Linked DNA regions of Homo sapiens: region 1 is linked to region 2. Evidence: chromatin loops called from intact Hi-C (ENCODE). Cell type or tissue: PC-3. All regions are shown on one strand. Each heading gives the region's core, and the rest is flanking DNA. Links, peaks and the distances in the headings are about the cores only. Region 1 has its middle 100 kb from the start of LINC01429. Region 2 overlaps ATP9A (ATPase phospholipid transporting 9A (putative)).

Evidence for each region. A loop is a pair of places that touch in the nucleus more often than their neighbours do. Peaks named below come from ENCODE experiments on the same cell type or tissue, not always from the same donor. Only the 100,000 strongest peaks of a DNase experiment are listed, where the experiment ranks them.
Region 1: it touches region 2 in a loop (4-fold over the local background); 10 of 110 quality-filtered maps call a loop at or near these places.

Annotation. Positions count from the first base shown.
Region 1 is chr20:51,964,162-51,969,535 of GRCh38, forward strand. No RefSeq gene overlaps it. Among named protein-coding and RNA genes, the nearest start is that of LINC01429, 100 kb to the left of the region's middle. RefSeq lists enhancers at 4,367-4,868, 4,869-5,368. In PC-3, for the core only: CTCF peaks have their summits at 2,371 (motif pointing left) and 2,573; a DNase peak (open chromatin) is centred at 2,350.
Region 2 is chr20:51,698,132-51,703,505 of GRCh38, forward strand. The region is part of intron 4 of ATP9A (ATPase phospholipid transporting 9A (putative)); the gene reads right to left. Among named protein-coding and RNA genes, the nearest start is that of ATP9A, 68 kb to the right of the region's middle. RefSeq lists enhancers at 429-929, 3,344-3,844, 3,845-4,345 and a silencer at 3,339-3,633. In PC-3, for the core only: a CTCF peak has its summit at 2,814 (motif pointing right); a DNase peak (open chromatin) is centred at 2,820; H3K27ac peaks cover 1,170 bases.

The DNA of each region.
Region 1 (5,374 bases), core at 74-5,073, 270 kb after region 2:
TCCGCCTGCCTAGGCCTCCCAAAGTGCTGGGATTACAGGTGTGAGCCACTGTGTCTGGCCTGAACGAATGATTTGATTAGAAAAGGTTCAGTCAGCTAAGAGATACCCTAGCATTTATCTGATCTGGCCTCCTTGTTTAAGAAATCCTGGGAGGCAGGACAGAAAGCCAACCTGGCTAGCTGAGGTCACCATTCCTGGGCTTCTCATCATACCTGCCACAGTGGCCACTGTGAACAACTTTCTTCTCCTCTGACACCTGGGATTTTTTGTTTCAAATACTCAAAGGTGTGTATTACAGTATTGTTAATGGTAGCAAACACAAAAACAAAACCAACAAAAAACCTCTAGAAACAAAAGGAAAGAATCCTGACACATTCACACCATGGAATATTATATAGATATTAAGTAAAATGAGATAAAACTGGAAAAATTGTCTTAAAGGAATTTCCATTAAGTATTGTTGAGGGAGGAGAGAGGCTGGGTAAGAGGTAGGATTATTATGATAGAAAGGGAAAAGTTGGTAGAATTTTTTTTAAAAAAGAAGAAAATTAAATAATGGTGGTATTTTAAAAATATGTATGATATATCCACTTTATGTATCTATGAAAATTGCACAATTAAACATGCTTGTATGTAAGCAGAAGTTTTCTTTTTTAAAAAATGTGGGATGGCTGGGTGTGGTGGCTCACGCATGTAATCCCAGCACTTTGGGAAGCTGAGGTGGGTGGATAACCTGAAGTCAGGAGTTTGAGACCAGCCTGACCAACATGGTGAAACTCCATCTCTACTAAAAATACAAAATTAGCTGGGCATGGTGGTGCTTGCCTGTAATCCCAGCTACTTGGAAGGCTGAGGCAGGAGAATTGCTTGAACCCGGGAGGCAGAGGTTGCAGTGAGCCGAGATGGAGCCATTGCACTGAAGCCTGGGTGACAAGAGTGAAACTCCGTCTCAAAAACAAAAACAAAAAAAGCAAGATGCACCTACAGTGATAAAAAGGATAATGTATAGCTTCAAATGTAGGAAAGAAGGATTAAAAATAAATAAGCTGCCGGGCACAGTGGCTCACGCCTGTAATCCCAGCACTTTGGGAGGCCGAGGCGGGCAGATCATGAGGTCAGGAGATCGAGACCACAGTGAAAGCCCGTCACTACTAAAAAATACAAAAAATTAGCTGGGCGTGGTGGCGGGCACCTGTAGTCCCTGCTACTCAGGAGGCTGAGGCAGGAGAATGGCATGAACCTGGAAGGCAGAGCTTGCAGTGAGCCGAGATCGCGCCACTGCACTCCAGCCTGGGTGACAGAGCAAGACTCTGTCTCAAAAAAAAAAATAAAAAATAAAATAAATAAGCTAACATTTACTTCAAAATGCAGTAAGAAGAAAAACAGGGTCAAATATAAAGAAAGATGGAAATAAAAGGAAATAACCATCTGAAAAAAATTTAAACAGAAAATGTCCTAAAGCTAATATGAAACGTTCGGCCAGGTGCGGTGGTTCATGCCTGTAATCCCAGCACTTTGGGAGACTGAGGCTGGCACATCACTTTAGGTCAGGAGTTTGAGATTAGCCTGACTGAGATGATAAAACCCCATCTCTACTAAAACTACAAAAATTAACCAGGTGTGGTGGCACATGCCTGTATTCCCAGCTACTCGGGAGGCTGAGGCAGGAGGATCGCTTGAACCTGGGAGTTGTTGCAGTGAGCGGAGATCGTGCCACTGCATTCCAGCCTGGGCGACAGAGTGAGACTCCGTCTCAAAAAAAAGCTAATATGAAATGTTAACAGTTGTGGCTGGGCGCGGTGGCTCGCGCCTGTAATCCTAGTACTTTGGGAGGCCGAGACGGGTGGATTGCCTGAGCTCAGGAGTTTGAGACCAGCCTGGGCAACACAGGGAAGCCCTGTCTCTACTAAAATACAAAAAATTAGCCGGGCATGGCGGTGTGCGCCTGTAATTCCAGCCACTCAGGAGGCTGAGGCAGGAGAATTGCTAGAAGTTGGGAGGCGGAGGTTGCAGTGAGCTGAGATTGTGCCACTGCACTCCAGCCTGGGCAACAGAGCGAGACTCCATCTCAAAAAAAAAAGAAATGTTAACAGTTGTTATTTTAAAAGAAGGTTACAAAGCTGCTCATTGTATTTTTTTTTCTACTTTCTGTATTTTTAAACTTTCCTGTTAGAAAATTATACATCAAAAGTAAAGTGTCCCCATGAGGTCATTCTGTCCCCAGGAGTGGGAGGCTTGCCAGGCCTCTGGGTGGGGTGATGCCGTGCTCCTCCCAACCTTGATGCCAGGACTTCCTAACCAGGGGACACCTCATTTCGGTTCTGGTCAGCCTGGCTTTACTTCTCTCCTTACTGCCCCCTTATGGTAGCCATTTGCCAGGGTTTTGTCTTCCTTGGTTATGTCCCTAGCTAAGAGTGTTCTGGAGCCTTGATGTGGATCTTGTGTAGAGGATGAAAGCTAAAAAGTCAGGGAGCCACTTAAGGCATCCCTGGCCTGGGGAAAGGAGCCTTCCTTCTTCCCATTTCCCTTGTCAATGATGCCGGCTCCGTGGATTCTACTCCCATACTTGGGTAGATAATCTGGAAGTCTACTCCTCATCTTTTATGCAGGTTTTAGTTCTGGATAGTTCTTCAATCCTGTCCACTTCCCACTCCCACCCCCAAACGGTGCACTATGTATGAGCCATGCAGTAGGTACCCCGCATAAAGGGAAACTCGCACCTCCCTTCCTCACAGACTCCCATGGCGGGGAAGCTGGACTTGGCACAGGTGGAGTCCTGGGGAGTAAGTTCTTGGGCTGGCATGTTCATCATCTCACTGGTGGGCTCACCTTGGGCAAATGACAATTTCTCTAAGACTCAGTTTCTTCTTGCAGAAAACTAGGACCACAAACTGGGTATACATTAAGTAGATAATGAGTGTTTGGACTTTTGTTTACTGTGTATCTTTCCCAGTTTGTCTGGAGGGCATAGTCTTTCATGGTTTCGTTCAGCATGGTTTTCTTAGAGCGTTTATGCATGCCTGTCACATGTAGGCATTCTGGAAATATTTGTTGAATGAAGTACTTTTGCTTTGTAGTTTTACTTTAAATCTTCCCTTACTTCTCTTGGAGATTTTTTTTTTTTTTTTTTTTTTTTTTTTTGTGACGGACTTTCGCTCTTTTTTTTTTTTTTTTTTTTTTGAGACGGAGTCTCGCTGTCGCCCAGGCTGGAGTGCAGTGGCGCAATCTCGGCTCACTGCAGGCTCCGCCCCCTGGGGTTCACGCCATTCTCCTGCCTCAGCCTCCCGAGTAGCTGGGACTACAGGCGCCCGCCACCTCGCCCGGCTATTTTTTTGTATTTTTAGTAGAGACGGGGTTTCACCGTGTTAGCCAGGATGGTCTCGATCTCCTGACCTCGTGATCCACCCGCCTCGGCCTCCCAAAGTGCTGGGATTACAGGCGTGAGCCACCGCGCCCGGCCCGGACTTTCGCTCTTGTTGCCCAGGCTGGAGTGCAATGGCGCGATCGATCTCAGCTCACCAAAACCTCCACCTCCCAGGTTCAAGCGATTCTCCTGCCTCAGCCTCCTGAGTAGCTGGGATTACAGGCATGCGCCACCATGCCAGGCTAATTTTGTATTTTTAGTAGAGCCTGGGTTTCTCCCTGTTGATCAGGCTGGTCTCGAACTCCTGACCTCAGGTGATCTGCCCGCCTCGGCCTCTCGGCCTCCCAAAGTATTGGGATTACAGGTGTGAGCCACCATGCCCAGCCTAGGAGGAGATATTTTTAAGGGTTTAAAGAACATACCTAGACATAGAATTGTTGGGTCGTGGGAAATTCACACCTTCAGCTTCAACTAGATATCACCAATTGTTCTCCAAAGAGGTCTGCCAATTTCTACTCCCAAATAGCAGTTTATAAGGGTTTCCTTCTGTTCACGTTCTCTCTAGAACCTGGTACTTTCGGATTTTAACTGCTATGCCATCCTGATGGGAATGAAATGCTTTTTCTTTAAAGGGAAGAATGAAAATGGCAGGTCCACTTTAGGCTATACGACATATTGAACAATTTTAATTTTACTGTTACTGGATATTTACATTTTAGTTATCCCAGATCTCAGCTCCGATGTCTCTTCTGGGGAGGACTTTGCTGAATCCCTATATAAGTTGGTTTTCCCTTCAGTCACTGACTATCCCATCTGTCTATTTCCCTTCCCTTCTGTCTATTTCCCTTCCCAAGCACAGAAGTCGGAAAGCATCTTTTGGATTGTACTTGTTTACTGCTTTCTCTCCCAGGAGACTTTAAGCGCCCTTGCCTGTCTTGTTCACCACTGCACCTCCAGGCCTAGCACAGAGCCTGGTACAGGACAAGAATGTACAAAATATATAGAGAATAAATGAAAGAGTGTATGGACTTATTGAAAAGCAGAAGCCAGTGGACTAATTCAACACTGGACTCACTAAAATGAATCTTGACAGTTATAGGCAAGTGCTACTGTCAGATACTCTTCCTTTGTTTTGCCCTTCTTACCTTTGAGCCAGAGGTTTTGTTTTTTTTTTTCAGTTTTTTGTTTTGAGACGGAGTCTCAAACTGCACTGCACTGTCGCCCAGGCTGGAGTGCAGTGGCGCGATCTTGGCTCACAGGTGCCTGCCACCATGCCCAGCTGATTTTTTTGTATTTTTAGTAGAGATGGGGTTTCATCGTGTTAGCCAGGATGGTCTCAATCTCCTGACCTTGTGATCTGCCCGCCTTGGCCTCCCAGAGTGCTGGGATTACAGGCATGAGCCACTGCACCAGGCGTGTTTTGTTTTTGAGACAGGGCCTCACTCTGTCGCTCAAGTTGGAGTGCAGTGGCACGATATCGGCTCACTGCAGCCTCGACCTCCTGGGCTTAAGCGATCCTCCCACCTCAGCCTCCTAAGTAGCTGGGACCACAGGCATGTGCTACCACGCCCAGCTGATTTTTTTTCTTTCTTTTCTTTTTTATTTTGCAGAGATGGCGTGTCACTATGTTAACCAGGCTGGTCTTGAACTCCTGAGCTCGCGTGATCCTCCTACCTTGGCCTGCCAAAGTGCTGGGATTACAGGTGTGAGCCACCACACCTGGCCTGAGCCAGAGGTTTTATAATTCACTTAACAAGTGTTTTTGATCACCCCCCGTGTGCCAGTGACTGTGCCATGGAACTACTCATGGAATGAAGGCAAAATTACAGGTCTGCAGTTTTGCTGAGAGTGGCCTTGGGTGACTCAACTCAGAATGAGACATGAAATCTGGCATAAATAATCTCTTCAAAAGAAAAAAACACTTCTTGGCCGGGAGTGGTGGCTCATGCCTTTAATCCCAGCACTTTGGGTGGCTGAGGAGGGCGGATCAAGGTTGGGAGTTCGAGACCA
Region 2 (5,374 bases), core at 274-5,273:
CCCCAAAGTCTCAGAGTTAGAACAGGTCAGTGCTGGGATTCACACCTGCATCTGACTCCACAGTACAGAATAAAAGCAGTGAGTTCCATTCAACCCAAAAAACATGACTGGGCCAGGCACAGTGGCTCACATCTGTAGTCCCAGGACTTTGGAAGGCCGAAGCAGGCAGATGGCTTGAGCCCAGGAGTTCCAAACCAGCCTGGCCACATGTCAAAACCCTGTCTCTACCAAAAACATAAAAATTAGCTGGATGTGGTGGCACATGCCTATAGTCCCGGCTATTCGAGAGGCTGAGGTGTGGGAGGATCGCTTGTGCCCAGGAGATAGAGGCTGCAGTGAGCCGTGATCATGTCACTCCGGCCTGGGCAACAGTGAGACCCTGTCTCAACAGCCAGACAGCATTTACTGAACGCCTGCTGTATGCCAGGCGTTCTAAGGGCTGGGGATACGTGAAACTCAATTCCAGTGGAGGGGAGGAGGCAATAAACAAATAATGGATGAAAGGGGTTGGAGAATCAGAGGGGTGGCTGTCAACAAACTCTGTGGGAGAGTTGAGGCCAGAATTAGACAGACGAAGGACACTGTGTTTACCAATAACAGACGAAAGGCACCCTGAGATGTGAGAAAGTGGGACAGGTGAATAGCTAACAGCATGCACACGGCCAAAGGCTAGAACTCCTTCAGCAAGACGTAAAGCATCAGGAAAGCAGGGAACAGCGAGAGATGAAAGTGGAAGGGGCCAGTTGGGGCCAGGTGGCCCCACACCCTGTGAGGGAGCCCAGAGAGGAAGAGAGAATTTATTCTGGTGATAGGTGAAATTCACATACAGGAGCAACACCACAAAATCTTTATGATGCTGCTATCTTGTAACAAGCCCATGTAACTTACAAATGTTCAGCTAAGAGAGAGATAAAAAGTAATTATAGGCCGGGCACCACAGTGGCTCACGTCTGTAATCCCAGTACTTTGGGAGGCCGAGGCAGGTAGATCACCTGAGGTCAGGAGTTCAAGACCAGCCTGGCAAACATGGTGAAATCCTGTCTCTACTAAAAATACAAAAATTAGCAAGGCATAGTGGCAGGCACGTGTAATCTCAGCTACTGAGGCAGGAGAATCGCTTGAACCCGGGAGGTGGAGGTTGCAGTGAGCCAAGATCTCACCCTTGCACTCCAGCCTGGGCGACACAAGCAAAACTCAATCTCAAAAAAAAAAAAAAAAAAAAAGAACTTAAAGACTTAAAGACACGAAATAATATAAGTGCACAACTCTAGACTTTTAGTGTCTCACATATTTTACATTTTAACATAATTTAATATCATTTATTTTTTAAGTATTTCACTACCATTGAGATTTTTCAGAGCATTCCAATGTTTTCCTATTGAAACAACTCTCTTTAATCGGTTCCATAAGATTTGTTTTTAACTAATTTTTGTGTGTCGTTAAATCTTGTCATTAAACAATAAGTAGAACTGGCATCAAAAGGTCTGATATAAACACTACTGACTTCTGACTTCTTTTTTTTTCTTTTTTAGACGGAGTCTCGCTCTGTCACCCAGGCTGGAGTGCAGTGGCATGATCTCGGCTCACTGCAACCTCCACCTCCTGGATTCAAGCGATTCTTCTGCCTCAGCCTCCCGAGTAGCTGGGACTACAGGCACCCACCACCAAGACTGGCTAATTTTTGTAGTTTTAGTAGAGACGGGGTTTCACCATATTGGCCAGGCTTTTCTCGAACTCCTGACCTCGTGATCCACCCGCCTCGGCCTCCCAAAGTGCTGGGATTACAGGCATGAGCCACTGCGCCCGGCCAACACTACTGACTTCTAGAAAGCACTCAACTAACAATGGCGAGCTGAACTAACCCTCGATCGCTGGTAAGACTTCTGGACTCTCCTAGTGTGAGTATTTCACCCTACTAAGTGAGCATCTAGCATCTAATGGCACCTCATTTTCATAAAATGTGATGCTAAACTCAATTCAGTGACCGGAGCCCTGGCCTGCTAGAGAGAGATCCACTGGCCTCCTTTCATTATGTCTTGGGCTTTGGTCAATACATTTACAGAGAGACTGGAGAACATCCAATTAGATGATTAGAAATGGGTAAAGAGGCCGGACACAGTGACCCAAACCTGTAATCTCAGCACTTTGGGAGGCTGAGACAGGTGGACCACTTGAGCCTATTAGTTCAAGACCAGCCTAGGCAACATAGCAAGACCCTGTCTCTACAACAAACACAAAAAATCAGCCAGGTGTGGTGATGTGCACCTACAGTCCCAGCTACTCCGGAGACTGAGGTGGGAGGAATGCTTGAGCCCAGGCGACCAAGGCTGCTGTGAGCTGAGATTGTGCCACTGCACGGCAGCCTGGGCAAAAGAACAAGACCCTGCCTCAAAAAAGAGAGACAGAGAAAGAGAGAGCGCCGGGCATGGTGGCTCACACCTGCAATCCCAACACTTTGGGAGGCCGAGGCGGGCGGATCACCTGAGGTCAGGAGTTTGAGACCAGCCTGACCAACATGGAGAAACTCCATCTCTACTAAAAATACCAAATTAGCCAGATGTGGTGGCACACGCCTGTAATCCCAGCTACTCGGGAGGCTGAAGCAGGAGAATCGCTTGAACCCGGGAGGCGGAGGTTGCAGTGAGCCCAGTTCGCACCACTGCACTCCAACCTGGGCAACAAGAGCGAAACTCCGTCTCAAAAAATAGAAAACAGAGAGGGAGCGAAAGAAAGAGAGAAATGGGTAAAGAGACGGTCTAATTGGCAGAACGATTTCATGGCCTGAACCACTCTTCTTGCTCCACTAGGGGGCAAAAGGAAAAATGAACACAGACCTGTCGTTTTTCTGGGAGCTCAGGAAGGTATTACTTGAAGGAAGACCGTAAATTCAACGTGGCCCTCAGCGCCAATGAACTTTTCCTTCACCTGAGCTTGCCCCAACTTTCCCAAACATAAATTTACACATTGTCTTTGGTTTTATTACTAAAATTTATGCTGCTGACCTGGCCCAAATGATCACACCCGGGTTCAGATCTTCAAGCTCTAGTTACAGGTTCCCTCTTAAAATCTAACTCATAGAAGAGCATGTGTTTTCATTCTTATTAAATAATAATTGCCTATGTATATGTGTGTACATTAGCAGGACAGAGGACAAAATCAGGGAGATTTCACTAAAAGGATCAGCAGGGCTTTCTCTGGCACATATATTTTCCAAATTTTTCACATGAATTGTTTTTCCATTAAGCGTAAGGTTGCTTTCCTAAGAAGAAAAAAATAATAATTAAAATTAGCTCAAATTTTTAAGTGACCAGACCCAGATTTTTCCCTTCTGCAAGTGAGTGCTGATTTATGATCCATTCATTTGAACTCTGCCTCTCTCTGTCCATCTGTTCTGCCTCAACAAAAACCCCTTTAATCCTCTGTGTTTGCAGAGCAGTTTCTGAGTAACCCCAGCAGGCCAATCCTTCATGCAAACACACCTACTGTACCCAACTGTCCATCAGCCAACAGGGCTCTTGCTCCACCTCTAAGGGAGGAAGCAAGGAGCCACACCATCATGAGGTCACTTGGGATTTTTAGCCACGGTCATTCATTAGCATTGCAGTGTTTTGAGGGGATGAGCCTCGGATCTGCAGCTTGAACAAACACAGATTCCCAGACTCTCCCCTTCTGTTGAGCTACTGCAGAGTGCTGTCAATTTGGACTTCTTGCCCCATGTTGTCTTTTCTTTTGGTGATCAAAAACACGTAGTTTGGCTGGGCACAGTGGCTCCCAATCCTAGCACTTTGGGAGGCCGAGGCGGGTGGATTGCTTGAGCCCAGGAGTTTGAGACCAGCCCGGGCCGCATGGCAAAACCCTGTCTCTATTTTTTAAAAAAGTTAAATTAGGCCAGGCGTGGTGGCTCATGCCTGTAATCCCAGCACTTTGGGAGGCCGAGGCAGGTGGATCATGAGGTCAGGCGTTCGATACCAGCCTGGCCAACATAGTGAAACCCTGTCTCCACTAAAAATATATAAAATTAGCCGGGCGTGGTGGCAGGCGCCTGTAATCCCAGCTACTTAGGAGGCTGAGGCAGGAGAATCGCTTGAACCTGCAAAGGCGGAGGCTGCAGTGAGCCAAGACCGTGCCACAGCCCGGGTGACAGTGCAAGACTCTGTCTCAAAAAAAAAAAAAAAAAAATTAAATATCTATAGATACATAGTTTGGGCCTTCATGCTTCATGGTGTGTGTGTTCGTGTGTGTGTGTGTGTGTGTGTGTGTGTGTGTGTGTGTGCATGTAATGAGAGAAAATACAAATAAAACCAGAATGAAAAGGAGAAAAAGCAGCAAGAAGAAAAGAGATAAAAAAGCAGATACTGTTATTTACATTCCCATATTTACTGGGAGTTTTCCACCAGCCAGGCCCTAGGCTTGGCTGTCAGTATTTGACTAAAATGTCCCTCTCCAAGGAGCTCTCAAGTTGGTAGGGAGAAAGAGGGAGAGAAAAGAGAGACCAAAGTTAGAAGTGAGGAATCACTGGGCATTCAGTGGTCAGAACTGACTCCCAGAATGAAAAAATCGGTAAGGGTGTGGAAAGGGCCCAAAACACATGATTTCTAACTTCACAGCAACCACTATTCTGAGTCTTCTACGAACATTGTTGCAAAAAAGGGGAAGAACAAGATACGGAGAAGTAACCTAACAGAAGGGTTCTTGTCTTCCTAAGAAAGTAACAGCAGAAAGAAAAAATAGCACATTGATAGCAATTATTACCAATCTCAAAAAAGGGCAGGAACTCTCCCTACAATTGATCTGACAGAAAAGAAAATGCCCTCCTAACAGGCCTCCGGCAGGCACACTTCCCAAGCGCTCCTTGGTTTTTTTGTTGTTGTTTTGTTTTGGTCTCATCTTCCCCAGAGACTCCTAAGATGGAAAAAGGACCAATACACTCCCAGCTTGGGCGATGCTTCACTGTTAATGTCTTAAAATTCTTGGTCAGTTTTGTGTTTTTTTAAACTCAAGATCTAACCACCTGATCTTAATACTTTTTGAACAACCCCACCTCCCACCACAATTTTCATTTTTCACTGGGTCCCACAAATTATGTAGCTGGTCCAGAAGGGAAGTAAAAACACCCAATAATATCTTCTTATAAAGTGCACAGGAAAACCTGGCCCTGTCCTAAGAACCGAGGCCACAGAACTCTGAACTTTTCCTGTAACACCCCATCTCCAATATCGAGGCTCCAAGATTTTTAAACGCATTTGCAGAAATTCTACAAAGGTAAGAGATTTTTGCAAAAGTTAAGCGGAAAATTCTCTGCCTGCCACATCCTAAATCATTAAAAGTCTTCTAATAAATCTATCCCTTTCAGCTTTCGCCACTTCACCCAAGT